Linked DNA regions of Mus musculus: all the other regions are linked to region 1. A link is a loop called in an ENCODE intact Hi-C map of the cell type or tissue named here. Cell type or tissue: heart. All regions are shown on one strand. Links, peaks and the distances in the headings refer to the core of each region. The heading gives the core; the rest is flanking DNA. Region 1 overlaps Gm38863 (a long non-coding RNA gene). Region 2 has its middle 12 kb from the start of Gm38863. Region 3 overlaps 9530026P05Rik (RIKEN cDNA 9530026P05 gene). Region 4 overlaps 9530026P05Rik (RIKEN cDNA 9530026P05 gene). Region 5 has its middle 43 kb from the start of Gm38863.

Region 1 (6,588 bases), core at 1,015-6,014:
GTTTTGTTCCCAATTCTAAGAAGGAGCAAAGTGTCCACACTTTGGTCTTCATTCTTCTTGAGTTTCATGTGTTTCACAAATTGTATCTTATATCTTGGGTTGTTCATCCTTCTTTCTAGGATTGATGAGGTCCGTAAAGTGAAGAACTGTGGGGCAATCATCCCTGACTCAAGTAAGAGTCACCTTCTCACTCCCTGAGAGACCGGATGATCCAAATCAGGATGCTTACCTCTTTCTCTGCTCTTGGTCATCCTCTCTTAAAACATGGTGGTTGATAATGGTTTGATCTTGAGCAGGGCAGATAACAGATCTCGAGAAACCATTCCCAAGGGCAATAACTGAGAGAACACTAAAAAGGAGGAAATATATTTTGGCTTATAGTTTCAGGTGTTACAGCCTACATTCAGCTGGCTCCGTTATTTATGGGCTGTGGTAAGATGGAAGGTCACAATGGAAGAGCATTTGAGGGCACAGCTGTTCACCTCCTGGGTGCCCAAAGCACTCATCAACACAGCAAAACCACCAAGGAAACACTCCAGTGACTTGCTTCCTTCAAGATGACCCCACCTTCTAAGTTTCCAGCATTCCCAATGATATCACATTACAAATCCATAAATAGATGGACCCATTGATGAATGTGGAGTTTCTGTGGTTCAATCAACTCTCAGTAGCACCAGACGCTAGAGAGGGAAAGTTTTACAACAAGCCTTTCGGAGGGTGAGGAGGAAGGGGGGTCACCTGAAATCTAAAGTGGAACAGTTCCTAAAAGTTCATTGCTCTCCATTTCCCAAGAGAAATTCTTTCCTGATAATGAACCGTAGAATAAGATAATCCAGCACAGAAGATAAGAAGTTTGTCATCCTTCTAGGTACTCAAGAAGAACTAACTGTTCCCAAACGTGATGGAGTATTGCTTTTGATTTGGCAAATACGGTTTTCATCAATGGGCGCCCCTAAGTCTGACCTCCTCTACTCATGCTGCAATCCATTTCCTCCATGGGCTTTCAGAGCAACATGGTCTAGGAAAACTTTGCTTGCCAAGTGTAAGTATACTCAGACAACAAGGATGTTCTATACCCCTATAGTCTCATGAGGACATTATGAACACAGGCCAAAGAACATGCATTATGACTCCTGCAAGATTGAATATGGTCACTAGATAGCATAGATACACAGGAACATGTGAGGGGGGATGGGGAGAGGGAAAGGGGAGAGAGAGAGAGAGAGAGAGAGAGAGAGAGAGAGAGAGAGAGAAACCAGCACAGATGGGAAATGACTGATGTGAGCAAGCCTGGAGACATTAGGAACACCACAGACACACACTGGAGATGGTAGGAAACAAATTGCAGAGGAAAACCTGCACATTCCCTCTCTCTGGGTACCAGAGAGTTCCACAGCCTTGTTTGCCTTTCAACTCAAGCAAGTTCAAGGCAGAAAGTCCTTTCCATGCACTGGACACACGTTCATTTACATGAGGAGCTTTGAAGAGGCGTGTTTCAAAGCATTCCTACACACTGAAAGCACGGCTGCTGGGCATTAACTTGCTTATCTTATTCCAGTGCTGAAACAGCCCAGTCTTTGGAGTACAAATGAAGACACAGAGGCAGCATGTCCAAAGCCAGAGTTTGTGTGTGCTGGGAGCATGATGTGTGACTCATGTCCAGGTGTCTGGAGTCAAGCTTTATGTATGTTTTCTCTCAGACAAGGAAGAATGTCTGCCAATAGGATTACTTGAAAGTTCAGCGCTCTCTCGCTCTCTCTCTCTCTCCCCCTCCCTCTCCCTCTCTCCCCCTCCCTCTCCCTCTCTCTCTCTCTCCCTTTCTCCCTCTCTCCCTCTCCCCCTCCCTCTCCCTCTCTCCCTCTCTCCCTCTCCCCCTCCCTCTCCCTCTCTCTCTCTCTCCCTTTCTCCCTCTCCCTCTCCCTCTCCCTCTCTCCCCCTCCCTCTCCCTCTCCCTCTCCCTCTCCCTTTCTCCCTCTCTCCCTCTCCCCCTCCCTCTCCCTCTCTCCCCTCCCTCTCCCTCTCCCTCTCCCTCTCCCTCTCCCTCTCCCTCTCCCTCTCCCTCTCCCTCTCCCTCTCCCTCTCCCTCCCTCCCTCTCTCTCTCTCTCTCTCTCTCCCACACACACACATCTCTATTGTTGATTCTCCGCTATTCTTGTCTCTCTCTGCCTGCCTGTTCCCCTTCCTCTATATTCTTGTCTTAATTTGGATTTAAGTTTACCCGAAGGTATAATGTGAGCCTCATTAGAAGGTGGCCACCTTAGGACCTGTTACTACAGCTGGGAGACATAATAATGAGACCTTACTGTGCTCCAGTGTCTGCCAGTATGTACTATCCTCATTAGGAGAAGTGCACCGGAAAGTATCTGATGAGATGACCCGGGTTCCCAGTCCTTTGGAACCTTTCTTGGTAAGATTCTACACTTATCATACTTAGATATCTGCCAGCATAGTGTCTGTGTCCTAGCAAATGGGGCTCTGTAGGGAAGGGACTATGAGTACCCTCTTAAAAGCTGTCCACTTGGTCCAGTGCCCAGTGCCAGGCTTTAGATAAGGCCTACAAATGGGAAGGTAAACTGCAGGAAGGTTAAAGTAATGATGCTATAGCAATAACTTAAATGCCATCTGTGACAGTCAATAATGCCAATTTGACAGGATCTGGAATCAGAGGAGATCGACTTCTGGGCATGCCTATTAGGAAGCTTCTAGATTAGGTTAGAGTGTGGGGAGACCCAACCATATGAAAAGGGAACATGAGTGCGAAGCAGCATCCATTACTCTCTTCTTCCTGGCTGAGGATGCCTCAGGCTCCTGCCACGATACCTTCCACACCACGTGATCTTGCTGCATCCTCAAACTGTAAGCCAAAATAATGCCATCCTCCCTTTAAGCTGTTTCTCGGGTATCTTATCACACCAACTAGAAAAATAATGCACCATCCTCATGACGGTTACTTGTGGTTTGAAAGGAGATTCCTGTAAGGGCCACATTGAAACGTCATCAGTATTTCCACGGAAGGGACAGCCTACTTTGGAGTCAGGAGTGATGAGAAGAATTCATCTGTCCAGTATTTCTCAAGTGACATCTAGGCAGAGCTCTTGGCAGGAATACAGCCCCATTGCCACAATCAAGAGTGTCTAGTCTTGACCTCAAGAACAAGGACTGTGGGAAAGGTGAAAGGAACAGCAATCAGGGAGGGGCTTTCTGGGAATCTCCAGTTATTCCATCCCAAATGTGACCCGGGCAAAGAGCAGACACCAGCGCTTATAAAGTGAGGCTTTTAGGAGGCAATAAAAATATGAACCAAATGGTAATTCTGCTCAGTTTTTCTTTAATCTTAGACGTAAATGAGAGAGGGACATAGCGAAGGCCTGTCCTGTCTGTAGTGTGTGTACTACCTCTTGCCTGTTCACATTCCATTCCAGCGGTGAGGAAAAACAAAGGGGAATCCTGGAGACATTTGTCAATAGATTGTGTAGAAGATTTCCAAGCTATATGTGTTCCACCACCCCCTTTAGAGGTATTTGTTATAAATTAAACAGAATCAATGCACATGCACAATTCTGTCTTTGGGGAAAATGCCTGTAGCTAATTCTTTCCCAGAGTACTTATGGGATAAATGAGGCTCTGCCAAACGCTGCACTTGCCAAGCATCCTCTTGACATGCCAATCTTAACAGCCTGTGATTGGAGAAGCAACAGTGCTGGACACTGGGCCATTCCTGGTAGGAAGGAGGTAACCGCGGCCTGTGCTCACAGCCAACAGCGGCTGTTTGAATAGGCACTTCCTCTCTGAGGGGAGTTGGTTCGTAATTTTCCTTTTGCCGCTACTGGAAGTCCTTGAATGGCAATATCACAGCTTGTACCCATTCAGAACAGGAAAGTTTGAAATCTGCACACGATCTCAACACGAGCGGAAGACAAGTACAGTCCTGTATGTCAGCTTCTATATAAGAACCAGGAAAACATTTCTATGATGTAGCTCATGATGTAATCATTGTACTAGAGATTGGTCTTTAGCCAGGGAGCCTTTCCCTTGTTATTTTTGAGCTTCACTGACATTTTCAAGGCAAGGACCCCAAGGGAAAGCAAGACTTTAAGTCCCTGTAGAGACATGCTGTTTTAACTTCATTTAAACCCTAAGAAATGGCTTTGTAGAAAGTATGACAGCTTCCTGCAAGGAAGCCTGATGTAGGGGTGCAATCCTGACTGCTTGGGAGATCTTGGTCCCCTGTGAGGGACTGATCAATTTCACAGGAAGGCTCCTTTAGCAACTGAGAATAGACAGGCACAAATTCTGATAGGGTCTCAGATCATAGGCCCAAGTTCTCTTCAATTGATCCTCAGGACCAGTTCTGTTGTTGAATTTCCCTTAGCTTGGATTGTTCCTTCTGAACTTTTCATTAGCTTTTTTTTTTTTTTTAAATCTGTAAAAGTAAATGGCTAAAGGGGGAGTAGGGAGACAGCAGAATGTGAGCTCCTATTTTGTTTGTTATGATTAGGTCAAGTGCTCTCTAATTTCTGGATTCTTTCCCTCAGTCTAGGTGTTGGTTAAACAGATAAGGTTTGTAGGAATGTATTGAGCTGCAACTAATGTTTGCATGTCCCTAGGTAATCCAGTGGCAGTCTGGAGAAGCGTTCAGTGGCAACGGTCTCACTCTCACATAAACAAACGTTTTGAAGTATAAAGAGAATGAAAGCAATGACCAAAATAGAGCAGAGGATGGATATTGTAATGACAGAGAGCAAGATGAAAGAGTAGATCAGGAGGAAGAGAAAGAGCCTCAGAAATCTATATTTCACTGAGAAAGCAATTGTATGTATGTGTGTAATATTATGTCAATTAGTAAGAATGGATAATAATGATACTCATTAAGGGTAATAAGTAATTAAACTGATTAATTATTGTACAAAATGGGACACAGGAAGCTTTGTTCATTGTACCCAAGGGATCTACAAGCCTATAATATACCAGACATAAAGGTTCTCATATAGGTCAACCTGGGTACAGTGGGCAAATAAAGTATCATCCCTCCCACTACACCTCCCTACACACATACACCAACACACACAAACATACACCAACACACACACACACACATACACCAACACACATACACACACATACATCAACATACACACACATACACCAACACACACACATACACACACATACATCAATACACACACACATACACCAACACACACACACATACACCAACACACACATACACCAACATACACACATACACACTCCCACACACCTTCATACACACACATATATACCCACCCATACATACACACATACACTCACTCACGCATACATACACATGTACACACCCTCCCACACATACACACACACACACACACACACACACACACACACACACACACACGTCCTCCAAACTGCAGATTAGAAAACAAACTTTTATAAAAATCTATTTTTCTTTTTCACTAAGTAGTAAAGCTCATACCCGTAAGACATCACAGTTAATGATTCTTGAAAGCAAATCTGGAATTAAATTTGACAATTACAGACTAAATTAGACAATTACACTAAAACATTAGGGAAGTTGTGAAATGCTTTCTTTAAAGCTATAGGATTCAGTTCTCAGCAAAGGGAGCCAAACATTCCCTTATTAATTTAGTGTTTTGGAAAGGAGACAAATTGTTGGGTAGGTAAGACAAAAGACTGGAAATCTACAGGCATTTCAGTTTCCAGTCCAAGACAGCTGTTGGGTGATATCACCCAGTGTGCAAATAGCTGTGCATGGAGGGAATTAGCAGATGAAAAGGTAGAACACTTGATACGGGTGTGTAAACGTGCTTTCTCTGTCTCTTTGCATTCTCCTTATAGATCGGCACACCTAAAAGTAAAGTTACGTAGGATGGCATTTATAAATTGTAAAGACACAGGAAAGGGTTCAAGACAGCGAGGCTGGTAGGGGAAGATAAACATTTCAAGATTCAGATCGTGTTGATGCCCAAATTCAGTCAGTAAGGAAACAGCTAGAAGGGCTATTCAACTCTCAGCTTCCTTCCAAGGAATAAAGATCTGGCTATGGGCAAAGGAAATGCCAAGAAAATGCCAATTTGTGTCATACTAACATCTCTCTCAAGGCTGAGTCTGGACTTGGAGAATGTGAACCACTGGCTATGGGGAACAGTTGGCTCTGAGGCTTTGTGATTTGGGTTTTTAGAATAGCTGAGGGAAATCTGAGCAGAGAGCAACAGAGACGCCCACTCATTAGACAATGTACTAACATCAGAGAATCAGCTGCAGTGAGCGGCAGAGTCAACCTTTGCGTGGCTCCCAAGGTGAACTCAGAGAAATGGAACACCTAAAGACATGTTTGGAAATGATTTTGTTAGAGACAGACAGCAACTGCTAGGGGGAAGGAAGAAAGGAAATGCAAGAAGCACTTTAAAGTGAGATGCTGTAAGTGAGAAGTCCTGGTGTGTGTGTGTGTGGGGGGGGACGGACGGAGAGGTGGGGGGGCACGAATGAAGGAGGGATGTTCTGTAACATAGTAGCTGTCCTCTTTCAGACCAAATAACCGTCAGAGGCTACCTTCCTCCCAGGTGGCAGGG
Region 2 (6,588 bases), core at 1,116-6,115, 51 kb before region 1:
CTTCCTTTCCATATATCTTCTTTTGTCCCTTTCGAAATAACCCAGTAGCCTCTGTTTCATCATTTACTTTGAACATCAGCCTGGTCAGATACAGATGTGTACCTGTAGATCAAGACATTTATCGGACTGAGGCAGAATAATCACATGAGCCCAGGAAATGGAGACCTTCTCCAGAAACAGAACAAGAATCATCACAAACAAACAAAAACAAGGAAGCATTAAAACAAAGCCACTAGTACCTCTGATGAGAAAACTAGACAAAGGAATTTATACCGAGGGTATTTTCATTTTAATATGAGTTCATTGTCTCAGTCATGGACATCACCTCTAGTGGGCACAGTTGAAGGACCATATAGTTCTTGAAAGCTGCCTATTAAGGCATGAAAGATAGTTTCTAAAGTATATTCTCTGGAATATAAAGAATGTAATTGCAGTTCTAAAGAATGTCAATATCTCATAATAGAGTTGTGTGGTTAAATAAATTTTAAATATTAAGGTTGTTCAAAATTAAACCAATTGGGTTTTTCTCTTTTTTTCTTTTTCTCTTTCTTCCTTCCTTCCTTCCTTTCTTTCTTTCTTTCTTTCTTTCTTTCTTTCTTTCTTTCTTTCTTTCTTCCTTTCTTCCTTTCTTCCTTTCTTCCTTTCTTTCTCTCTTTCTCTCTTTCTTTCTTTCTTTCTTTCTTTCTCTCTTTCTCTCTTTCTCTCTTTCTTTCTTTCTTTCTTTCTTTCTTTTTTTTTACTTCTTGTGCCTTCTTAGAATCTTTACAATGTTAATATATACCATCAATATTCATGAAGACATATGGTTTGAAACTTTTGTAATCTTATTTTTGTAACATGGGTTTTTATAGTTTAAGGTCAGCAAACTATAATCTACAGGCCAGATCTGATTTACCACCTACTTTGCAAACAAAATGGTATTGGAACACTACCAGTTCACCCATTTACACACTGTCTATGGCTTTAAGTTTGAGTTGTAATAGAGATAAGACAACCTTGAACATCTAAATTCTCTGCTGCTTAGCTTTCCAAAGGTTACGATAGTTGATCCTATTTCTGGCTGAATAGTTTATGGCATGTACACTAGGGAACATTAGCTTGCAGAACTTCGATGTTGGAAAAAAATTGTATAGCTTATGTATGCACTTGAGATTCTGTGATGTCAGGAACTTAAGAACTCCACTGAGAGTTTGTTACACATGCAGATGTGTCTGGAATCTGTTTCTGACCTGTTGAATCAGAAGAGCCATCAGAATCTATCCCAGAAGGGCTGGGATAGTTCAGTGGTAGAGTACATCTCCAGTATGTGCAAGGTCTGTGACTTGACTCTTAGGACGGTAAGAATAGTCAGTGAGAAAGCCAAGGCGCTCGCTCAGACTTGGTGGAAGCACCTGCTCTATTATGTGTACAGCTAATGTAATGCAAAGGATAAAGTTACCACAAAAACTGGATATGTTTAAGTTTTCTTTGTCCTAGAATTCTTCAAAAAGCCTTCTTTGGGTAAAGATACATGCATCTTACCCAAGGCTCTTAAAGTGCCTTGGAAGTCCCTTTATCTATGCATTCTTCATGTTGCTACAGTTTAGTGTAATGTATGGACATTTCACTAAGTCAGATAAGTCTGAGGCTTTCTTTCATCCAGGCTGAGCAAATTACCCTAAATAATGAACTCTTAGGTGCCTCCCTGAGAACTAACAGGAAGTTGGTTCACCTCAGGCTTCCATTTTCTTATTTAAAGGAAGGGGTAAGATCATCAACGTGGGCATAATAAACTATCACAAATAGGGTATCAAAAGCCTGGGTCTCAGAAGTGCTCAGTCAGGTTAGTAAGGAGCCAGGCATGGTAGCACAAATCTAGTACCTGGGAGGACAAGCAAAGAAAGTTGCCTTCCAGTTCAAGGCCGATTTGGGATATATAGTGAATTCCAGGCCAGCTTGGGGTATGAATAATATTCTGCTTAAACAAATTAAAATTAATTAATTAATTAGTCAATTAATTAAAAGGGACAAAAAAAGAAAACAGGAAAGATGTCAGCAAGGAAATTAGCCAATCTATAACCCACAGGGTGGTCAACTTTTCCAGGGAAAGAGCCTTGTAAGTTACCATCCTTTGATTTCCCTGGTGACCATTATACAATAAAGCCCTGAAAATAAAAGATTTATGGAAGGAACGATGAGAGACCAAAGGGGAAGATAAAACGGTGGTGAGGGGCGGTGAGACAGAAAGATCATCTGCACCCCTCTGAATTCTTTTACCACCTGTTGCTTCCTGTGTGGTCTCCGGGAAAGGGTCGGCTTCCTTCTGCTGCAGTTTTCACCCTGGTCATACAGAGCCCTTCCTAGGATGGTTGTAGATATTACATAAGACACTGTAGGCAAAGCACTCGACACTTTAAAAAAGAAGTTTAAGCAAGGCTATTTCTCCACTACTGGTAATTGCTAGCATTCTCACACCGTGGTCCCATCCGTTGCTGGAATAAGGCTCCTGAAGAAAATACTTCTCTTTGTTTATGGACAAGTCTGATTTCTGGTTTTGCTCCTACTTAGAATTAGATCCCTTAGGAAACACAAAGCCGAGGGAACAGCTCGAAATCTGGGATTAGACTAACAGCACAGGCAGATCCACCATGGAGCTATGCACACAGTAAATCCCTCAGCTTCGCTAAACTGTGCACAACTAACATATCTCCCCAGTGCAGATCTCTCTCTCTCTCTCTGTCTCTCTCTCTGTCTCTCTCTCTGTCTCTCTCTCTCTCTCTCTCACTCTCTCTCTCTCTCTCTCTGTCTCTCTCTCTCTCTCTCTCTCTCTCTCTCTCTCTCTCTCTCTCTCTCTCTCTCTCTCTCCCCACCCCCACTGGCTGTTTGTAGCATGTTAGGAGCAGACTTAATTAAATCCCTAAACAAGGAAATGGCAGACTCCAAAGGAGATAGAGGAATGCCTGCGTCCAAACCAAACAAAGGAGAAACCATAAATACCAAGGCTTTGAGACATCAACACTGATACTGGAAAGGTTCTTCCTGCCCCTAAACCTGGCTCTTTAATCCCTTGGTGATTTGCCTTTGGCTGTTCCCCGCTGAGTTGAGATTCCAGGCTGAATGTGAGCACTGGTTCACATACCTGCTTCTAAAGAGGTCCAAAAGGCTGAATGTGAAATGTCCTGCTCCACACTCTGAACTGAGCACAGTTCTAGGACCTGGGGCAAAAGTACACACACACACACACACACACACACACACACACACACACACACACACTATGCTCACCTTACTAGAGCTCTCAGTCCAAAGAGGGAGACAGACATTAATCAAATTAACGGGCACAATACTATGAAGCAAAGCCCCAGGGTGTTCTGAGATTGCATTGTGAGTCGCCTGCCTAGAAGGACAGGGACCACTTCTAATGGAGTCAATAAAGCTAATGGTGACAGGAGAAAGCACAGCCTTGTCACAATCCTGTGACAAGAAGGAACAAGGAGCATCATGGGAAATGAAAGAAGTTCTGAGCAAATAGTATAATACAGCTCTGACCTTCCATAATGACAGTTGACAGCTACAAGGAGATGTCTGTCAGGTTTTAAGGTGTAGGCCCTGGTAATGGGCCCACACTCTGATGGAAGGACACACATCCAAGAATATATAGATGGCACAAATTGCATTAGGTAGGTCTAAAAAAGTAAAGAGAGAGATGACAAGGCCAGTAGGGAAGAGGGGGTAGGTATGGAAGGGGTTGGGGGAAAGAGATGAATAAGATCAAAATGCATTGTTTGAGATTATCAAAGATCTAATAAAATAAAAGAGAAAAGGAACATTAACGTAATGAAACTCATTTCTTTGCCAACCAAAAAGTTTAATTTTAAACTGTAAAAACCCTAAAAACCTTTATGGTACTCATTAATAATTTTTGCTACAATGATGGCCCAAAGTGACAGAATAAATATATAGTTATGCATGAAAAAGATAAAATGGAGAAGAAGGTGGTTAGACCATGGTGACATGAAGCAGCCATATTACAGACTGTCTTTATGTACCAGCAAAGAGAAACACAGGAACACAGAGGTGATGCAGCTTGCATTTGAGAAAGGCCAGAAGAGACTAGACTGTCGAGAGAACATGAAAAGCCAGTGGAGGCTATCTGGCAAGATGTGGGGCTGGGATGTTCCAGTGTGATCAGCTGTGAAAGTGACCACACCCTGCTGAGGATCCTTTGTAGATCCCAGACAAGGGAGCAAACTCTTGATCTGGACCCTGAAAATGCAAAACTCTGTTCTTCTGAAATAGGAGTTGACAGAGCTCCAAAGAGAAATCAAGCTGTACGGGATGACGGGGCAACACTAATAATGTTTACATATCTGTGCGGTCACGTTTTGAACCTGGCTCAGCAAGGATTTGTGATAGCACTTGGCACTTTTCACTAGCATCTAGAGCAGAAGCGAGACAGTGGCCACCGGTAATTCCAGCACTAAGGAACCAGAGACAAGGGCTCCCTGGGGCAAGCTGAAGCTAATCTAACTGCAGTCAATGAGTACCCCCAAGAGATCAGGCCTCAATAAACAAAGCGAAAGTAACCAAAAAAAACCCCAGCTCTTGATAACTTCAGGCCTCCACATGCATATACATGCAAAACACTTACACATACAAGCACCATCCCGCATCATATCACACATACCATATATACACATGCACACTACACACATGCATATATAGAGAGAAGCACATCACACACTGTACACACTACACACATGTTCACAAGAAGATGAGAGGGTTCAAATCTCATTCTAACCAACTTCCCAGAAAGTGGCTATCAACGATGACATCAAGGGCGACCCATATTCTTCACATGGATGTGGAGGGGAGCCAATTGCCTTATAGGAGTAGCTATCAGTTTAGAAGACAGTAGGGGTAGTTTAAATGGGAATTGTGCCTATAAATTGCCTAGAATTAAGAGGATGCATGTGTTAGCTCTTATCTTCATTACCAAAATATTCTGCAATTATTCCTTCTCTGTAGGAAAAGACAGGAGGAAAGAGAAAGGTATTTTGTGATGAGAAAATTGCACTGTAGTTCCTGTTTCCAGCATTAGAAAAGATCATTGTCAGGAGGGTGTGGTGAATTTAGACTAGGGAGTAGCAACCTCCCAGGAATCAGAAAACAGAGCAATGCATTTTCAACTTTTGGATTGCAGCTTCACAGAGAGATAATCTTTATGGTGTGAAACAGTAATATATATCTTATTTTACATTCTACTTGATTAAGCTTTATGCTAAAACATATTTCTGGTCATGATTCATAAAAATGATTCCCTGACCCCAAAGATTATAACCTACAGTTTGAAAAACACAAGGTTCAATAGTTCTCATGCGAGTCCTTGGGGGAGCCTGGGAGCACCCTCATGTCTGGAGGCTGTTCCCACACTTCGGTTTCCCTGGCTCCTGATGAGTTCACACCCTGCCTCGCTCCTCCCCTTTCCTCCTTAGACACACTTACTGGTGCTGCTGTCTTCCTTCTCAGTGTCCAAGCTTCACTTTGTTTGCTTCACTTTCTAGGGACCTGATTTAAGAAGCAAATATATTTTTATATTTGCTATGGCATGGGGGTAGAGGCAGGTGGAGATGAAAATTAGCATCTATCTAAATTAATGAATGTTAGTTGAGTGTCAGTTTTGTGCCTTGAACTCCACAAAGCTCGAAGTAAAGAGACCATTTGCAGACTCTCAAAGCCATGGAGGCTTAGCAGAAGATCAGAGTGTATGGGCATTGCACCTGTTCCTCAGGTGGAGTCTCCACACATCTGAATTGTGACTTAACCGGACCCGGCCTTTGTCCTCATCAAACGAAACTTTCTTAGCGATAGAATGAGACCATTTACCCAAAGATGGGCAGAAGCAGCTCTCCTCACTCACCTCTCTGAAGCAGCATACCTGACTCAAAGTATACTCCGGCATATGACATGTGTGTGTATAGATCTCAGGGGCAACGTGGGGACTTAATTCTGGCAGACCCTAACCTGCAGATATCTATCCTGTTTCTGCTAGGCTGTTTGGGGTCCCCAGGGGGTACTGAGGACTGCAATAGCAGAGAAACCAACCCACTGTTTGAGGGCTCAGTGAGGCAGCTTGTTAGAGCCATACTCAGATGAGACCCTATTGCTGTGTAGCTGATGGACTATGAAGTTGTCTCTTCATTGCTCTGAGCTTTTCTTCCTATACTAGAAAAGGGAATTATTAATGCCTACAGACCAGGACTTCCTGACAGTATGAATGAAAGAACACCCAGTATAGTCCCAGGAACATTATAAGCTGTTAAATAAATATGAGCTAAGGTTATTATTTTTAACATTCAATGCACATAGTTGGGAGGTGGGGTGGGGAGGCAGATAACTAAAACAGCTTTTTCCACCAACAAGCTAAAGAATGGCTTCTAGATGGGAAAAAAAGTTAGATAATTAGGGCCTGACAACTCTAGACCAGTCCCAGATTTTTATCCCCTGAGCTTTGTATTATGCTAATGAATAGACACTCTTTAGCTGGGGGGTGGGGTCACCTACTAGCTCTGCAAACTTTGTAAGCTGTATTCTGGCTTTGAAGAGCAA
Region 3 (6,588 bases), core at 698-5,697, 160 kb before region 1:
AGGCAGAAGCAGATAGGTCATCAAGCTGCTTTCTATTAAAGCAGATTTTGTAGGCAAATGGACACTCCTCATTTTACCAAGCACGCTAGTCGGAGTTCTGTAAAGGAACAGAACTGATAGGAAGAATATATGTAATTTATAAGAGTGGCTGACAGGCTGTGGTCTGAGTAGCCCCACTGTTTCCCATCAGAAAGGCCAAAGATCTGGTAGTTGGTTAGTCCATGAGACTGGCTGTCTCATCAGTCCTAATCTACCTCTGGAGTTCTGGGGAGTGCCTAGAGAGCTGCTGGTCTTCAGTCTGCATTGGCATCCCAAAGAAGCAGGTTCTAACCCGGATGAGGGAATGTCTCAGCAACAGGATCGGTAAACCTGGCAGAGTGAGAGCAGCCAGGCAAAAAGCCAAAGCTTCCCTATTCCATGTCACCTTAGGTGGACCGCCACCAAAAGGTATGGTTGACAATTAGGTGGTTCTTCTGACTCCAAGTGATCGCAAATTAAGCTGGTGCTCAGCTGCTTGGGTTTTGATTGGTCCAGATGTAGTCAAGTTGATAATCAGGTTTATCATCTATGACACCAAGGTTTTTTTAGTTTTTGGAAAAATATCATTTTTTTTCAAAATATGTTATGATAGTGAGCTTTTGATATTTAAAATAATTTAATAAAGGTATTCCACAAAAGCTCTAATTTTGAATACAATAATTATACCAATCATATATTATACAGAACGATTTGGGGTCTACATTGATTTTTAGGTATGTAAGAGAGTCCTGAGCCCAAGCTTTTGAAGATCTTTATATGAGAACATGGACTCTGGAGCCATGTCTTCCTGGGAGACCTACACAATGATCTGTTAAGAGGTTTTAGACACTGAGCAGTGTTCCCACATTCTCTGCTACCTTTCTATGAGAAGGGAACAGCAATAGTAGGTCTATCCTAATGATGCTTGTGGTAATGTGGACCCTTGTCCAATTCTTCAATGAATGTTCTTTTCACTAGATTCATTCTCAGGAACTTCATGCTTCTTATTTCTGAGACTTTAAAGAGGACTTTTACCTTAGCCATTGCCCACTTCTGTAAATGTCTTTCTGAGGATTAAAAAAAAAAAATTCACAGAGCAGCATTCTGACTAGACAAGACCAGGCTAGAAAGTGCCACTTATCTTTTTAGTGGAGGTCACTTGCACTGTAGGCAGAGGAAGGAATGACTGGGAAAGATAATGTGCTGAGAAGAGGAAAGGGGGTATGTGACATGAATCCTAGCATGGCTGTGACATTCACCCACCCCATCCCCCAAAAAGAAAGGCAATGTTGAAGCAAAATCTGAGGGAGGAAAGATATGTGACCACCCGGACAAGGCAATTCCCGGCACAGGGAATCTCAAAGGCAAAAACCCAAGTAGAGATTGACTTTGGTGTTTTAGGAACAGGGAGAATGCCAGAGCGTGACAGAGAATGCAAGGCAGGAGTAGAAAATGTGAGCAGTGACACACGGGGTAGCAGACCATCTCGGGTCTTATTGGCTCAGCAGGGTCTTCTGAGAAGGCAGCTCAAGTGATCTGCATCAGTGGAGTAGCAACCGAGGGCATGATGTGTGGTTAGAGCCTGGGTCTATTTGCAGGTAAAGCTATTAGCAATTGACTGTGAGTAAGATGTGTTGTTTAAAGAGTGGAGTCACAGAATGCTCTGCAGTTGGAATAAGAGGAGTCATTGAGTTCAGTAATTGAGACTGGAACACTGGGGAGTGGGCAGGCTTCGACAGGCACTTGGGAAGCAGGCCAGCCTGGGGCTTGGAAATGATGATTTGGGGACAATCTACTTACTAGGCATTCACATTTCTTTTGGATATACTCAGTTAGAAGCCAATCAACAAATGTAGCTGATACGTTGTTAGATATAGCTGGGGAAAAAAATAAAGATGGCTGCATTCTTAGAAGAACCAAAAAGAAAAAAAAAAAAACCTGAAAATTTCCATTTCAGAATGTTTTTTATGTCATTCTGGTACAGTTCCAGAACTGAACGCCCCATGCCAGGTGCGGCCTTATTAAAGTTTCAGAAGAAAAGACTATCTGTTCTGAGACACAATGCCTGGGCTTGTGGAACTAAAAATAGCTCAGTTCTCATTCCCCAGGGTACTCGAACTTCTAATTGCTGTCCACTGTGTGTCCATGTAGATATGAGAAGTTTTTAGGGCTCATCTGTCTGAGTTCTCTCTACTCACAGGTTTATTTTCATTTTTCTTAGTTCCTATTCTCTTCCTTTAGGATATAACTTTCTTTATTTCGTTCTTCTCTCTCAGTGATGCTGTTGTATCTGGCAGCCTTTATACAACATTATCCTTACGAATAAAAGGAACCTTTCCCAATTTAGTATCATCTGCAGATGTCATTAACGTGACATCCGTAACTTTATCTAGACATTGAAAAAAGGACATCGAATAATATGTGTATCATCTTACAATTCAAGCAAGGGAAAGGTCATTTTTTTAAGGCCAAAAAAAAAAAAAGAAAAAAAACCAAAACAAAACAATTCCTATTGTTTTATATGGTTTATCTGCTCAGCTGCAAAGGACCAAAGATAGGCTGGGTTTTTGACTGTTTTGTTTGTTTATGGTGATGCCAATTCATTTGTGTGTTAGAGGGGATGATACTCCCTTGTACCACATAATTTTGAAACAACAGGCAGGAAATGTAGATTTCATAACCTGAAATCTGCTATCTTCCACAAATGCCAATGAGCAACAGTAACGGGAGAAGAAAAATCCACCAATGTGTTTTGACACAGTCACCATGCCGGCTTCTTCTTCCTGAGCCAAGCTGGGGAATTCCGACTCCTCTGTGGCCATAAAGACACAGGATTGTCAAACCACCTGCTGTGCTTGTACAGGACACTGGCTTCATTGATCATCTGAACGCTTATCTCCATGTCAGGGATGGTGCAAGCATGCTATCTCGACTTGGCAGTCTTTATGGTGTAAACACTGTTATGAAGTCATGGGATGGGACTTAGGAATAAATCACCCAGCTCAGCAGCAGGCTGAAGACTGAGAAGGAATTCATGTTCTGCAGCTCTGTGAACCATGGAGCAGTCAATGCATGTTATCCTAGCTCTGCATGGGGCAGCTTGATTTTCCTCTTCTTGGTGCTGAGGGAAATGTCTTTGGTGGTTTGGGAAATGGCCATTGACTTTCTCACCTGGGTAATTTCCCATCTTAAGAAAGTTTTGACTTTCTTAATGTATGAGGTTTTTGTCTAGGTGGGAGGGGGAGGGAATCAGACATTACCTTGGGTTTACTCAATCCCTAGATGAAGAACTAACTACCTAGGTGTGTACATATTGTCCTAATAACCTGGGTGATTAATTCAGGGTGGTCCAAGTCAGTTTGAGATCAGCCTGGGCAACATCAACATAAAATCATTACCTAGTGTAAAGACACAAGAATTCTGCTGTGTAATAGTGTGGAGAGAGCAGTAAGCACTCAGGCAAGACTAGAACTGGCCCCGGGAAGAGATGACTAGGCCTGAGACCACGGTATGCAGCTCTGCTATATTCATCTGCTGTTTTCTCTGCTTATTTCACATAATGAGGAGAGATGCCCACCCACATCTCCCAAGGCCACATGTGGGGATTCCATTCACATGGAATGACTAAGTTAACACTGTTCTTTATCTAGGAAACAGTGGCCTGGCTCACTTCAGACACTCTTCCCTGTTCCAATTGGTTGTGAAATCCACATGCATAACTTCTGTTAGTCTTTTGCTATGGATTGGGTAAAGACTAGCAAATATTTCATTGTAGGCTGGCCACATAAACCAAGAAGTGTCATATACTCTAATTGGACGAGAAATCCAAGAACAAACATGTTCACTTAAGAGTGACAAGACACTAGAAGGGAGAATGCCAATTGTATTATTCCTATGCAGTTAGTCTCTCAACCATCTTTATCCCACACACATAACAAATTGTCCATGGGGGAAGCTTAGCAGATGGTTTGGACACCATCAGCAGGTTTATCATCAGTTTTCAATGCCTTGCAAACACCAGGCGTGGCTCTGGCTGCCACATGCATTTCTTTAACCACACTGTATCTCCCTGCAGTTGTGTCATACACTGAAGGAGAACATAGAGTTCTGAGTCCTCAATAGACACATGTCAAGTACTACCTTGGAAACTGGGAAGAAACAACTTTGGACTTGACTTTGGTTTTAGGACCTTATCGTGTGGGCAGGTAAGTACAAAATAATTCTATTCAGTTAGCTACAGGAATGCTTTCTAAGGATTTTCAGTAGCCAGATACTCTTCTGGGTACCTGGAGTTAGAAATGTTTTCTTGGAAGTATCTGAAAACTGAGATGTGCTAGCTCATGGGCTTGAAGAAGTGAGGTACCACTGGCCAGTGCAAGAGATTTGGTCTTTTTCAAATCTTTTCACTTCAATTCTCTCTGCATCTGTTTCACTTTTGTAAAACTTTAGCTAGGTAGTGGCTCCAGAGTTTATATTGTACAGCCTACAGCATGTGAAAAAGCAAACTTTCATGCCCCAACTATTTATTTTCTTACTTACTTACTGACTGACTGACTTATTTTTCACTTTACATCCCAATATCAGCCTCTGCCCACTCCCTCCTTCCATATCCTCCTCCTCCTTTGAGAAGGGGTTGTTCCCCTGTGTATCCCCCCACTGTCACATCAAGTCACTGTAGGACTAGGTACATCCTTGTTTATTGCTGAGGCCAGACAAGCTGGATCCACAGGCAGACAGCAAATTCAGGAACGGCTACCACTCCATTTGTTGAGTGTCCCCCATGAAGACCAAACTGCATCTCTAGGGGGACAGGAGTTATGTCCAGCCCATGCTCACTCTTTGGCTAGTGGTTCAGTCTCTGGGAGCCCCCAAGGTTCTAGGTTAGTTGACTCTACCCTAACGACTACTATTGTACATCCTATTGCACATCCATCAGAAGTCCACAGATACTGCTTAGTGTTAACTGGATCACCAGCCTATCACTGAGCCTGCAATGAAGTTCACATTGGCCAGGCCTCTATCACATGACCAATCATGGAGTTGGAATAGACATAGCTCTAAGATAACCACAGTAATGGAGTATGGAGAGGCAGCCTTCCCCAAAGAAATTCTAGATACTGACACCCAAATATGGAAGACTTGCTACTGGGAAGGCATTGGAGCTAGTGTTCTGATTGCTGTGACCAAATACCTGACAAAAAAGCTATCTAAGGAAGGAAGGTTTTATTTTAGCTGACAGTTTGAGAGAACACAGTCTAGCATGACAGAAATGGCATGATAGTAGCAGGAACTTGTAGTAGCTAGTCATGTTGAAGCCACACTCAAAAAGCAGAGGGGAATGAATGCTAGTGTTTGGCTAGCATTTTCCTTTTTATGAAGTCTAAGACTTCAGTCCCTAATAATGGTACTCCCACATTTAGGGTCAATATTTTTATCTCAGTTAACCTAGTTTTGAAAGTCAAAGACTTACTGAGAGATTTTTCTTCTATGGTTTTATTTATAATATTTTTTATTCTCTACAATTATATCATCCCCCCTTTCGTTTCCTCGCTCAGACACCTCCTGTCCATCTCTCTTGCCCTTTCTCATATTTATGACCTCTTTTTCTTTAGTTGTTGTTAATATATTCTCAGTCTGCACGATGTTATCTGATCTTGGTATTAGATAAGCAATTGGGGAGGAGCTTTGCCCTAGAGGAAGGCCGTTTTCCCATTTTCAGCATTCCACAGTTGTCTGCAGTTCTCCCCCCAACCCCAACATAATATTTTAATTGATTATTTGGGAATTTCACACCATACACCCTGGTCACACTCACTTCCCAGTCCTCCCAGGTCTGCTCCCTACCCTTGTGACCTTCCCTCCCAAAGAAGAAGAAGGGAAAGGGGGAGGGGAAGAGGGAGGGGGAAGGGGAAGCAGAAGAAGAAGAGGAGAAGGAGGAGGAGGAAGGGGAAGAAGGAGCAGAAGGAGAAGAGGGAGGACGACAACAACAACAACAACAACAACAGCAACAAAGCAAGTCCTCCAATTTGCCCATACACTCACTGGTGCACGGTGAAACTCCCAGTGGCCAGCCCCATTAAAAAAAAAAAAACAAAAACAAAACCTGAGTGCTTCCCCACCCACATCCCTGCCAGAATCTGTCAGTTGTGGAGAGTTGCACTTTACCATCCTTATCACAATTTTGAAGACTTTTCTGTGGTGGCTTTCTGTCTAGGCTCTTACCTTTTGGTAAGAGGTGCATTCACTGATCCCAGGGATTAGTCTGGTAAAACTTTTGGGATTTTTCAGGCCACTATCATCTGTTGACTGACAGATGATGAACCTGAAGGGTGAACCTGAAGGACTCAAATGGAGAGAACCAGTCTAGTCCTTGCCATGCTACTATCAGCTCTCCCTGAGAAAATCAGCTCTAGTCTCACCCTCACATCTATAGCAAAGGTATTATGTTTTAAAGAAGTAGATTTCCACTTTGAAAATTACATAGGCATATGTGGAGCAGGTCAGCTTATCTTTCATTCTCTTAACAGTGTAGAGGAGCTCTAGTGTCCAGTTTATACAAACTTTACAACA
Region 4 (6,588 bases), core at 774-5,773, 170 kb before region 1:
ATGACTAAAGAAACATTTCAAGTGATGCTTTTGTAAGGTAGAGAAGCAGAAAACTAACTGTAATTCGTTAAGTTGGCGTGGGCTATGGGCAGCATTGGTATTCATGACAATTGTATCCAGACAAATTTATAGTCATATAATTAGTGTTTCTCTTGAAATAAATGATCTCCTGGTTTTCCCCCCAGCAACTTTGGAGGTCCCACTCACAGTTTAGTTATAACATTCACAAATTCACTATTAAAAGATGGATCAAATATTTTTCTCTTTATTTACATTTCTGGAACAGAACATACCTAATCTGTCTAGGAAAGTAATATGTAAGATGTGCTCCCATTTAGCTGTCCTGAGACATGGAGGCTGGGTGGAACCTCACTCTGTACAAGTCATAGAACACGAGGGTCTGACCTGAATGCCCTTGTCACGCCCCGAAGAGAGAAGCCTTCTTAAACATCCTCACGACTCAGCGTAGTCATCCATAAACCGCAACTAACGACAGTTTCCACCCTCTAAGACTGTTCTGGAGGACAAAGGAGGAATCCCTACAGAGTGTGCCAACTACAAAGCAACAACAAAAACTCCTTGCAAACAGTGATAAGCAATCCAGGGCCTTTGGCTCCTGGAGAAAGCAAGGCTGAGTCCATTTAGGTGCTCATTAAATTAGTTCCTGACTGTCCACGGATGCAAAAGTGGGGTTAATCCTGTTACAGATGTATTCCTAGCTAAGTCTGTCCAAGAGGCCAGTTTCACTGAGACGAAGGGAAATGGAGAGGTCAGGGGCCATGTGAAATGTTACAGAATTGAGCACACTACTCCTTTTTATTTGGCTCTACATCTGCTGTGACAGGGTCAGTGATAATAATTTTCAATCTCTACTCTGTGTACCTTAAAAGTTCCATTTCCCAAGCAAGTATCTGCACTGGGAGATCATCAGTAGACAACATGATTCCCAAGTAGTTGCTTGTGGTGTGTGTGTGTGTGTGTGTGTGTGTGTGTGTGTGTGTGTGTGTGTTGTGTGTGTGTGTGAGATGATGATACCCATTTTTTATCAACAGTTAACTTGAGGTACAGCAGACAGATTCAGGATTGCTCCTTGCCTCCTCCCATGCCTCTTTCTCCTATTATACAACTTTGTAAGATCCCAGTGATATGAGAAATCTACGTCTCGGATTCTGTATTATGGAAAGTGAGTGAGGAGTTACTGCGTCTGTGTATCTGTCAGCAAGCTTCTGACCCTCTGGGTTTCAGCTCTGGATCATGTTCCTTGTGTTATTGCTCTCTGCTCTCTGCCTCTGCATCAGTGCTGTCCTGACCTTGGCAGCCCGTACAGAGTGCTGACCAGGAGGCAGCCAGACTCGTTCGTCTATGCTCTCATGTTAGAGCTCTACTTGTATTTCTGGATTATAGTTTTATACTTTAAAAAGATGGAGGAGGAGGAGGATATCTAGATCTCGTCAAACCCAGGGTGCTCTGAATATCATTTTATCATGAATTTGATGTGCTTTAATTTTGCAGAATAAGCTTCCTTTGCCAAAGGTAGACTACAAACCCTGCAACAGCCTGTTCCCTTACATTTTTGTGTATCCATCAAAAATATGGATGGGTATCCTAGAAAGTATGCTTGAAATGATTATGGAAGGAGAGGCCCAGGAAGATGGGAAAACAACAGTCTGGTGTTGGGGAGATGTTATCTAGAGTGACACCAGGCAGGCATAAACCACCTGATCGTAGACTTGATGATGAGAGCAGATTTGAAATCAACTTGCACTTTTAACTGTCCATTCCAACAAACCAGTCCAACTCTCAACTGCTTGTGTAGCAAATGAGATAATGCTTATCTCGGCATTCTTGAAATTTTGTTTATTTAAAATAAACAAAACCTGCCTAAATCAGGAACAGTTTTATGACCTGTTCTCTTCTATTCGGTTGTTAAGTGTTCTGGATGAAGGGGCACAGGGCATGGAACACCATTGAAATTTACCACCCTAAAATCCCAAGATCTGAAGAAACATGCATGAGATATGTGTTTGATAAATGAACATTGAAACTGTGTGTGTTGAAACCTTCATTAAAGCAAGGATTTTGAAGTATGGCTTCTGACTCTTTCTCCAGGACTTTGGGCATTTGGGTCAAAAGTGCATCATCATTAATGCGGTCTTCGTTGCTATTGAAAATGGATTCTGTTTACATCAGTCCTATTTACAGCATCGTTCCCGGGACTCAAATAAAACAAGGCTCTCCCACCCACTAGTTTGCAAGTTGTGCAAAGTACAGCCTTCTATTGTGACATGTATCCTGGCAGTTTGCCACTGTCTGGCCTACCCTACTGCAGGGTCAGAATCCCCCGCTGTATCCTGTAAAATCGCTGAACTCTTGGGAAAGTACTAAGAGACTGGAAGAAGCATTCAGCATCTCTCTTGAGATGAGTAAATTACATGGAAGGCTATGGGTATTTTATGATCTGTTATAGATGGAGAATTCAAGGTGCAGTTTGCCTTTTTTTTTTCTCTTTACTTAAAGCAAGAAAAGCTTAGCAGTGAAACTCATTTTCCATGACTCCCAAATGGTTTCACAATAAATCTGTGAACTTAATCAGCTTCTTCTGTTGAGGAAACCTCCTCTAATTGTGTTCTTGTGTGAAATAGACACGATGACAAAAAATACTCCAACTCTCAAAGAAAGTGTGGATCACTGTAATCTGGGGAATAACAGTCTCAGTGTCCAGTGAAGAGGAGCCAAGATCGTGCTGTCTCTGGTAGTATTTCTTTTCTAGATAATTGTCAGGCTCTTCTTTCTTGGTCAACAGTATGACAACGAATATCCTGAATTAAGTGTCTCTGGGACATAATGGTGTAGTAACTAGGAGCACTGCCAACTAGATTTCTAGAAATTCCCACAAGACTCCTGCAGAGCCACAAGGCACTATAACAGCAAATGAACACAGAGATGAAACACAGAACCTGAACGCCTTGCTTTCATCTCTTTTCCTGGTCTCTAGAAGCCAATGCCTGTCTTTCTTTCCCTTTCCTCCATGCCAAGTATGGCGGGTGCAGAGGGGACATGCCCGGAATGTTAGCACAGCTGATTACTGTCAGCTAGCAAAGCAATCTGGTGGAAAGAAGACAACAAGGACTCCGTGCGCTTGCTTCTTCCTGTTCCTCGGTTCTTGGGCAGTGACCTTCAGAGCTGCCGGGGTTTGTGGGAGCCGGTGGGTGTGGTCTGAGAGGGAGAGTCTACAATTGGAAGCTGACCTTTCGGAGTCTAGATTTTTTTCCGTCCTGGAAAATAAGAACTAAGCATAGAAATTGAATTAGAAGTGGAAGGATTTCCCAAGGCTCTCATTTGTCCCAGCTGCATCCACAGAGCCCACTTTTGCCTTGCTCCTCTCATTCCCAGCTAGGATTCCTGCCTGTCCCTCCTTACTCCGGGCTGGGTGCTGAGGTCAGCAGAAGCACCTTTGAGACAAACACACAAACTAAGCTGTCGTCAGCAGACCCAGCCTCAAAATTGGAGGAGGAATTGTGAAAACATCGTTTCCCTGCAAATCGGACACCCTCCTCACTCCCACAACAAAAGAACTAGTGTTTCTAAATGCTCTTGCCGCAGGCCCTCACCCGCCTGTGAATAGGGGCACGGAGGGGACAGAAACACCATAAAATCCTAGGTTCTCTCCACTCAGCCTCAAGCTGTGGTTTCCTATTTCCTCCCACTGGACAGCTTCAGTATTAATTGCTCCCAAAACCAACAGTAAAATTTCACTACCGCTCCTAGCAGGCAAAAAAACCCTCAGGTCTTCTGGGAAATTCGGAGCAGGGCTTGGTGACCCTGGCATCTCCCTCCTGTATACACACTAGCAGTGGGGGGTTCCAGACAGGTCTTTGGTTTGGGGCACAGGCTCTCAGCAAAGAGTAGTCCAAAGCTGCACATGAGAATTCACTAGAAATGCAAATTTTCAGCTCAACAGAAGCCCCAGGACTTGGCTGCCTCCTTAGTTTGTTGAAGGAAAAAAAAAAACCTGTAAGTGATTTCAGTTCACTTAAATCATTAGGATTAGCGATCGAGGCTAGGCATTTATTTTGTCAGAATACTGCAGACTTTTATTGTTGTCTGTGTGGTCTTTGGCGTACTTCCTTTAGTTTCTGTCTGGCAGGCTCTTAGTCTTTAAGTCCTTCTGAAAATACCCTCTATAAGTAAGTCTCCATCACCCTCCCAACCTAAGGAATAGAATGTCCTCTTATGTGTGTTATGACATTTGGAGCATCTTACTAATATATTTTGTTAAAACTATATCAAGTTCCTCGGTTCTGTTCCAGGTTCAGAAATAAGAACATGCTTACATCAGCAAATGCTTTGTGTAGACTATTGTGGGACTGTCGTTTTGTTTCTGGTGATGCCAAAATAAGATTTTTAAATTGATTAAAGAAATCAAAATTTAAGATCATATCCCAGGCTTCAGACCTCACCTCTGACATGTGCTGGCCTTAGGTAGTGATTTGACCACTTTAATTGTCAAGTATAATGAGGACATGGGTGCTTCTTGTGTTTACCCCAGTGTGACTGGATGGCTGAAGGAGTAGTCCAGCTAGCACGGTAGCTGACCTGTGAAAGTTGGTTGCTACTGGTAATGTTATTCTTTTCGTCTTCATCCTCACTAGAATGTTGTTAGCAGTGTTCACTGTGCCTGGAATAGAGAACACAGGCAAAAGCATCTGTGAAAAAAATCTTTGGAAAGATCAAGGTCGTGGCCTTATCTCTTATAGTTCCTGAAATGGAGGCAGATTTGAGGAAGTAGGCACTCACTGTAGGCAAATTTGACTTTTCATAATGTGCTTCGTGAAACAGACTGAAAGGTGTTGATGACTTCCAAATTTCCTTTCTCAACTGTTCAGGACCCATCACTGCCTCCGGGACATCATGTAAATTTGTCATATAAAATGGCCATTAGAGCAAGGATCAAAGCTTTGACAGTGAGTCAGAGTCACCTTCTTGTTGAAGTCATGAAGACTAAGGTGAAGCACAGGGGTGGTAGAAAGCATATTTCAGTAGCAGACCCAATAATTTTTTTTTAAAAAAATAACCCTTAAGTAGCTTAAGATAAAAAAACAGACAAACCTGAAATAGGTTTTCTGATTAAAAAATATCTCATTTTGTAGGAAGCCACCCTCACATTCGCCGTTGCAAGATGGCGCTGACATCCTGTGTTCTAAGTGGTAAACAAATAATCTGCGCATGTGCCAAGGGTAGTTTTCCACTACATGTGCTCTGCCTTCCCCGTGACGACAACTCGGCCGATGGGCTGCAGCCAATCAGGGAGTAATACGTCCTAGGCGGAGAATAATTCTCCTTAAAAAGGGACGGGGTTTCGCCATTCACGCTCTTGCTTTTGCTCTCTTGAGCTCTTGCGCTCTAGCTCCTAAAGATGTAAGCAATAGAGCTCTCTCGCTCTTGCGCTCTGGCTCTGGCTCCTAAAGATGTAAGCAATAGAGCTCTTGCTCTCTTGCTCTCTTGCTCCTGAAGATGTAAGCAATAAAGTTTTGCCGCAGAAGATTCCGGTTTGTTGTGTTCTTCCTGGCCGGTCGCGAGAACGCGTGTAAGACCATTTAACCTCATAACCTTGAAAATGTAGTGAGATGGATAGCCACGCTCTCTGTAAGTCATCTTTGCAGATCAGTTCCAGCTCAGACTCTTTGCCCTTTCTCTTCTCCTCCTGATCCTCTCTGATCTCCTTCTGCCACTTTTCATCAGCATTTGTTTTGTTTCTCTGGGTGTGTAAGCATGCCAGCTTATGCACAATTGTGTGGACTTAGGTCAACAATGGCTGTCCTCCTCAATCCGTTTTTATTTTTTGAGAGAGGGTCTCTCACTTAACGTGGAACTCACTGATTTGGCTAGACTGGCTGGCCAGCAAGCCCCAGTAATAACGTCTTCTGTCATTAAAGGTGTGCCCTGCCATTCCCGGTTCTGTATGTATATAGTTTTAGTGGTTGGGCCAAGTCCTTAGTCATTATACTTACATAGCATAAGTATATAGAGTGTATACACTTAAATAAATATATATAGAACTCATTATATAGCTCATTACCAACCCAACCATTTCTGCCTACTGCCATTCATCATTCTAGAAAACCAGAAAAGAAAAGAGAGAGAGTTACCAATCAACACATCTCAAAATTTGCTTCTGTCTCACAAACCCTAAAATCTTTACAAAATATAACAAAGGGATATTGTGCACATATTTTTATGACACAGAAGCCAAGTTCTGATAATAAAATATAATCTTGCAACCAGAACTAGTAGTATTAAGCCAAGATTCAGGTTTGAAATTGTGCTCTTTGGTGTGTATAGAGATGAGGGAGAAAGCCCTTGGCTCATCTGGTTAGAATGCACTGTCAGAATAGCTTGGATTTCAGTTAGGATCTCCATCTTTTAGTATAACCCAGGTTTTTTCTTCTAAGTCTGTCCATGACTGAGATGCCAGGGGAACCTAAATGAAGAGTTAGAAGACTTGGTGGCATAAGACTATAAACCACCCAAGGCTGATTCTGAAAACCCAACAGCTCTTAGAGCAGGCAACTCTCATATGTGTCTGTA
Region 5 (6,588 bases), core at 697-5,696, 82 kb before region 1:
TCTCTCTCTCTCTCTCTCTCTCTCTCTCTCTTCCTGATGTCTCTCAATCCAGACATAGAACTCTTAGCTCCAGCATCATGTCTGCCTGCATACTACCATGATGATAAGGAAATATACCTCTGAACCTGTAAGCCAGCCTCAATTAAATGTTTTCCCATATAAGAGTTGCCCATGATCATGATGTCTCTTCACAGCAATAAAACCCTAAATAAGACATTTACAGTTTGTGGTGGCTTCCTTTTAATTTTTCTTTTTCTTTTCTTTTCTTTTTTGAGTCTGGTTCTCCTTTAGCTCGGGCTAGCTTCTAACTCAGTATATGGCTAAGAATGAATTCTGACCCCCCCTGACTTCATAATGCTGGGATTTTAGGCATGTGCCATTGACCTAAATTATTCATGACAGGGAACTGAACTCAGGGTCTTGTGCATGCTAGGCTAGCACTCTACCAAATGAGCTATAGCCCCAGCTCTCATTTTCTTACTTTCAAAATAAATTATTGGTAAAAAGGAATACTGTAGGCAGATCCCATCCTAAACAATATGGCACTATCTCTAACCCACCATCCACATCTTCAGCGAGTACATCACAGACATCTGTTAGAATTTCATAGTTTTGATCAAGGCTTTGAATCTCCTGATGTATTCTAATCTGCACTATATTGATAAGAGTTAAGCTATTGACCTGTGCTTGGCACCTTACGTGAGCTATATCATCAGATTATCAGGAAAAAAGACTCAACCCCTAGGGTTCCTAAAGGATTGGCAATAAGAGTGAGGGATGAAACCATTGTGCATTCTCCACGACTAGAAACTATAGACATACTGAGTCCAAAGCAAAATTTTACATGAAGTCAGTCCATTAGGTGGAACCACATGAAAGTCTGGTTTTTGTAGGTCAAAATGGTTGACTGGTGGGCAACATTACAAGATTGATACTAACATTTAGCTAGCATGTCAGCTGCCTTTAATGGAAAGGCAGTATCTTTATTTATTTGTTACCTTTATTAAATGATTGGCATTGATGATTTTTTCACCATCCTTTTCCCATTTGAAGAATAAACAAATTTTAAACTGTAAACAAAACGATGTACACCTATTTTGTTTGACGACCTCAAAACAACAGAAGCATTTTGTTGTTTTTCAAAGGAAAGTTGGAGCACTGAGATGTGGCTAACACAATTTTCAAGACTTTGCTTAATTTTACCTTTTTTTAGTTCCTTGTAGATTTTACAACAATCTCTGGTAGAACTGGCCCACAATGAGCTGAATGTCCATCTTTTTTTAAAATTAGATATTTTCTTCATTTATATTTCAAATGCTATCCCCTTTCCTAGTTTCCCCTCTGAAAATCTCCTATCCCCTGCCCCCTCCCCCTGCTCCCCAACCCACCCATTCCCTCATCCTGGCCCTGGCATTCCTTTATACTGGGGCATAGAACCTTCACAGGACCAAGGGCCTCTCCTCCCATTGATTCGGCCGACTCAGCCATGCTCTGCTACTAGAGCACCAGCTAGCTAGAGCCACAAGTCCCTCTGTGTGTTTTCTTTGATTGGTGGTTTAGCCCCAGGGAGCTCTGGGGGTACTGGTTAGTTCATATTGTTGTTCCTCCTAGAGGACTGCAAACCCCTTCAGCTCCTTAGGTACTTTCTCTAGCTCCTTCATTGGGGACCCTGTGCTCCGTCCAATGGATGGCTGTGAGCATCCACTTCTGTATTTGTCAGGCACTGGCAGAGCCTCTCAGGAGACAGCTATATCAGGCTCCTATCAGCAAAATCTTTTTGCATTAGTGTCTGGGTTTGGTGGTTGTTTATGGGATGGATCCCCAGGTATTCATCTTAGTGGTCAAAAAGACATGCAGGGGCAGGAGTGGGAGGAGTGGGCTCCATCCCCTTTCCACAGCTAACTCAGTGCACTGAATCTGGGCTAGGATTCCAAGGAAAACTCCAAACCCAATTCCTGTGTTAGAAAGTGAGTAAGTGAGTAAACTAGATATGGAAGCTGTCATGATGAGAAAGAGAGAGAGGGAGAGAGAGAAAGAGAGAGAGAGGAAGAAGGAGGAGGAGGAAGATTAGAAGTGGGTGGAAGAGAAAAGAGAAGATAAAGAGTACCAGAAGGACTGAGAAGGGGAAGAGCTGAGCGAGCCAAGGGAGGGGACCAGAGAGAAGTCACAAGGAAAGTTAGGGGAAAGGAGAGGGCTTAGCTTCCAGGCAGGATTCACACACAGGTCACCTAGAGAGGAGGAGGAGAGTAGATGCTTCTTGCTTTTAAGTTATAACTTATTCCTTCTATCCTTCCAGAAGAACTTAGAGTGTCTAGGAAAGAAAGGGGCAGGAACATTCTCTCAGAAATGCTTTCAGAGAGAAAATGTTTAATTTCTACTTCTTATTCTGTTCCCAGTGACATATAACAACTCAGATAAAACTAAATTAGGCAACAGATTAATAACAAAATGGAAGGAAAGAAGGCAGAAGGGGAGGAGAGAAGGAGGGAAGGAAGGAAGGGCAGAAGAATGGAAGGAGGGAAGGCAGACAGGCAGGCAGGCAGGCAGGCAGGCAGGCCAGCTAGCCATGCTTTTCTCCCTAACAGCCTCGCCAGTCATTTTGGGGACTAATGCATCTGTTAATTCTAATCCTTCTGGAAAGGAACACAAACAGGACGTGTCCTGGAAACGTTGTTTGACATGTGGATTAGGCAATGTTGACAAACAGAACAGTCTGTCAGATACCTCCTCAAACCCCTAACACCTGGAGAAATGGGCCCCACACTCATGTCATGCCCTGCCCCCACCCCCAGGATCGGTGTCTCATCTCCTGGCATATGTAGACCTGTCACACTTTTTTGAAAGGACAACAAAAAAAGAGGACTCCCATGTCACTTCTCAGGTCACTTTCTTCTTTACATGCCACTGCAGTAAGCAATTCCCAGACAACCAGCTATCAGCTATTGTAATGACTCCAGTAAACAAATACAATAAATAGTAAACAATCCATCTCCTCTGAATCCTGTTCTCAGGCCCCTTCTCCTAGAACCACTTTCCTCTCTCCAGAAGCAACTTTGAGGGCCAAAGATAAGGATATTATTTGCACACATGCCAGATCACTGGCAGTGTGTGTTTTCAAACTGCCAAAAAAAAATGTGAAAAGGAAGTGTGTTGAATTCAGCTTCCTATGAATTGGCTTCAACTGGATGTCAGACACATTCTCCCTGGCATCTGCAGTCAGAGCAGAGAGACAGCTGTGAAAAGCATCGTCCAGCCAAAACGTGATTTCAAAAAGGTCATTTGATCACATGATTTATTTATATTGTTTCTCCATGGTACAAAGTGTTCTGATTCATATGCAGGACCCAGAGAGGGAGGATTAGAAAGAAAAAGAAAAAAGAAAAAGAAACCCTAAGGCCCATGACTCAGGGGCCCTGCAGAGGCCAAGGGGATGGCTTGGCTGCATTTTGAAGGCTTTTTGAAGCCTTCGACCCAAACCATGTTCTTCCGCATCAATCAAATTTAAAAAAGGATGCCATATCATGATAGGATTGATCTCTTTCCATACCCTCTGAAGCTTCATAAGAAACATGATTAGAGGCGGGCCTTGCTGTTACTCAGCAAGAACAATCACCATAGTCTTCTTCATTCAGAAGAGAAAACCAGGGGTCAACTTAATCACATTTCTAATGCTTTATCTTCTCCACATGGTGTGCGCCAACTTGAAGAGTTTGAGCTTTCTCTCTTGTCTTTTCTCTCCCAATGAGGCCTTGTCAATCCCATTCTAAGTAGACCTAGAGGATTTCCTAGGAAGGTTGGAACAGATGGTTTGTTTATATTCCCTTGGCTTTATCATTGCTTCCTAGATACAGGACTGGGGCTTTTAACCCCATGTTTATTTTTTTTAATTAGGTATTTTCCTCATTTATATTTCCAATGCTATCCCAAAAGTCCCCCGTACCCTCACCCCCAACCCCCTACCCACCCACTCCCATTTTTTGGCCCTGGCATTCCCCTGTACTGGGGCAAAGTTTGCGTGTCCAATGAGCCTCTCTTTCCAGTGATGGCCGACTAGGCCATCTTTTGATACATATGCAGCTAGAGTCAAGAGCTCCGGGGTACTGGTTAGTTCATAATGTTGTTCCACCGATAGGGTTGCAGATCCCTTTAGCTCCTTGTAACCCCATGTTTATAATGTTGACAGGTAGAATTTATTGGATGAATATTTCTTTGACCATATATATTATTTAACCTCTCTCTGATATGAAGTCCAAGCTAAATATTCTGATGTTGTTTGGTTGGTTTTTTTTTTGTTTGTTTGTTTGTTTGTTTATCTTTCTACTAAATCCCTATTCCAGATCATTTTCTCTTAGCTGTCCTTAGAGATGGAAGTCAGGAGTTTGAAAATGTCTTCTGAGCATTACCAATACTCAAAGAAAAGAAGAGTCAGATCTATTGAGAACGAAAAGAATGTAACATTGGTCACGCAATACAACCAGTGCTAAGCACCTTTTCTTCTTTTTCCCCCTTCCCCTTCCCCTTCCCCTTCCCCTTCCCCCTTCCCCTTCCCCTTCCCCCTTCCCCCTCCCCCCTCCCCCTCCCCCTCCCCCTCCCCCTCCCCCTCCCCCTCTTCTTCTTCTTCTTCTTCTTCTTCTTCTTCTTCTTCTTCTTCGTCTTCTTCGTCTTCTTCGTCTTCTTCGTCTTCTTCGTCTTCTTCGTCTTCTTCGTCTTCTTCGTCTTCTTCATCTTCAGAAGTGGCTCACTAGGAAAGACATGAAGCACAGAGTATATTCAGTGATAATATCTGTGGATATGGTTGACTGATTTGTCTCTTGGTTGCTGGAATCTGACATTTCCACAAAATTTGACTTGAGAATGACTTAAGACTTAAAGCTCCTGAATCTACAGCAGTGGCACCCAGTTGGTTTCCAGGGACTCAGTAATTTCTCTGTAGTTTTCCTTAAAGAAGCATTATTTAAACTAAGACGGCCTTTTCTCCTGAAGTTGGAAAAAATTAAAAGTCAAGTATCAATACTATGTGAAACAATTCTCTGATGTGCTGAGTTTTATGTCTCTCCAAAACTGTGTCATTCCTGACAGGGCTGGTTTTGAGAGGGTATGTCTCTGGTCAAAGGCATATGACATTGGCCTTTCTGGACAAACCCTGGACTTTGATGTTGAAATTCAGTCCATTTTGCTTTTCTTTGCTCTGGGTCAGAAAAGAGAGTCCTAAGTTGTGAGAAGTCACATTCAGAATTAGGAAGACCATCTGAATCATTAGAATAGAAATAAGAGTGTAGGACCAGAAAAGTAGAAAAATTACCTGAAACTTAAAATAAGGCATTGGGGCTCTTCAAATTTATGTCAAGAGTTCTAACCGAGACTGTAAACATGTAGAAAACAAACAGTGCAATAGTCTCTTATTTGGACACCTGTGTATTTGCATACTTTGTGAAATAAATGAGTGTCAAAACACGGGGCAGAACCAGAGAACTGTGAGCTGGCTACTTCATTAGCCAGACCAGCTTTCATTGAGCTGCTCACTGTCATTCAGTAACTAAGTCATGCTGGATCAAGTCCAAAGCCAATGTCTTCCTTTTATGGATAGTGAGGCTTCTCTACTACAGTCAGAGCATTCTTTGTCAATTAATTATAATCCTATTAATACAGCATGCCACTAACTAATGGATTCATAAAATAATAAGACGGTACATATGCCCATCGTTTTAGTCTAGAAATAAATTCCCACTAGTCTTAACTCCTTAACCTCAAAGACAGAATATTATCATCTTCATTTTACAAACAATTTCTTCACTCTCTAAAACTCAAAGCTTAGATAGGAACTTAAGTCTTTGTTGAGGTGGACAGTGGGGTTCAACACACCTAGAGTTTAGTCTGTGGGTAGTTCTTGTACTTGCTAGATGAGTGATCTTGGGTGAATCATTTAAACTTTTCTCAGGGGAACACAGGACTGGCGCTGTGTAATGAGCATCAAAGAGAGCTTTTGTTGACAGCTCTAACACGTTGGCTGGGTCACAGTAATTACACAATAAACTGTTTATTATAACTCAGGAACCACGCTCATGAACAAGAGCAATAAACTCATTGTTTGGTTCCATTGTCTTGGTTGTGCGGGAATGATAGCCAGTCTGGTTTTATGGTATAGTTGACACATGTCTCCAGAAGCCTTTTTTAAAAAGTGAGTGGAGCTTAAAATATTGAAGAAAAAAAAATCCTCAAGGCTGTTTGAAAGCAGTCAGAACTCCTGCTTTAACTTTCTTTCCTTCTCTGGGACCTCTTACGACTTCCACCGAAGTTTTCTTAACCTTCCAGGGAAGTCATCAATGGGAAGTCATCAACATATGAGAGCCATGTGAAAGAGGAGGATTATAGAAACCAGCCTCACAGGCTGCCAGGCCTGGAAATGGATTCCAAACTCCGAATCCTTGGGCTTTAGGTCCCATTCGGATACAGCAAATCTGGGGCAGAACAATAAGCAGGTAAGCTTCGAGCAAAGCCAAGGCGAACTTAATCGTTGGGATCCCATGCTGAAAATGCATTGAAAAGAGACAAGGCCAGCTCTGTACAAGGAGAGGAGAGGAGGCTGGG

What was found. Peaks named below come from ENCODE experiments on the same cell type or tissue, not always from the same donor. Only the 100,000 strongest peaks of a DNase experiment are listed, where the experiment ranks them.
Region 2: a loop joins it to region 1, with 1.9 times the contacts of the local background. A loop is called at or near these places in 3 of 42 quality-filtered maps.
Region 3: it touches region 1 in a loop (2.4-fold over the local background); 2 of 42 quality-filtered maps call a loop at or near these places.
Region 4: a loop joins it to region 1, with 4 times the contacts of the local background. A loop is called at or near these places in 2 of 42 quality-filtered maps.
Region 5: a loop joins it to region 1, with 2.0 times the contacts of the local background. A loop is called at or near these places in 2 of 42 quality-filtered maps.

The regions. Positions count from the first base shown.
Region 1 is chr6:93,229,050-93,235,637 of GRCm38, forward strand. All of the region lies in intron 3 of Gm38863 (a long non-coding RNA gene), which reads left to right. Among named protein-coding and RNA genes, the nearest start is that of Gm38863, 38 kb to the left of the region's middle. In heart, for the core only: no CTCF peak of the experiment used is centred there; a DNase peak (open chromatin) is centred at 3,782; H3K27ac peaks cover 306 bases.
Region 2 is chr6:93,178,412-93,184,999 of GRCm38, forward strand. No RefSeq gene overlaps it. Among named protein-coding and RNA genes, the nearest start is that of Gm38863, 12 kb to the right of the region's middle. In heart, for the core only: no CTCF peak of the experiment used is centred there; no DNase peak of the experiment used is centred there; H3K27ac peaks cover 1,085 bases.
Region 3 is chr6:93,073,147-93,079,734 of GRCm38, forward strand. The region is part of intron 1 of 9530026P05Rik (RIKEN cDNA 9530026P05 gene); the gene reads left to right. Among named protein-coding and RNA genes, the nearest start is that of Gm38863, 120 kb to the right of the region's middle. In heart, for the core only: no CTCF peak of the experiment used is centred there; a DNase peak (open chromatin) is centred at 2,905.
Region 4 is chr6:93,063,262-93,069,849 of GRCm38, forward strand. All of the region lies in intron 1 of 9530026P05Rik (RIKEN cDNA 9530026P05 gene), which reads left to right. Among named protein-coding and RNA genes, the nearest start is that of Adamts9, 120 kb to the left of the region's middle. In heart, for the core only: no CTCF peak of the experiment used is centred there; DNase peaks (open chromatin) are centred at 2,300 and 3,150; H3K27ac peaks cover 1,256 bases.
Region 5 is chr6:93,147,495-93,154,082 of GRCm38, forward strand. No RefSeq gene overlaps it. Among named protein-coding and RNA genes, the nearest start is that of Gm38863, 43 kb to the right of the region's middle. In heart, for the core only: no CTCF peak of the experiment used is centred there; DNase peaks (open chromatin) are centred at 2,738 and 3,217; H3K27ac peaks cover 294 bases.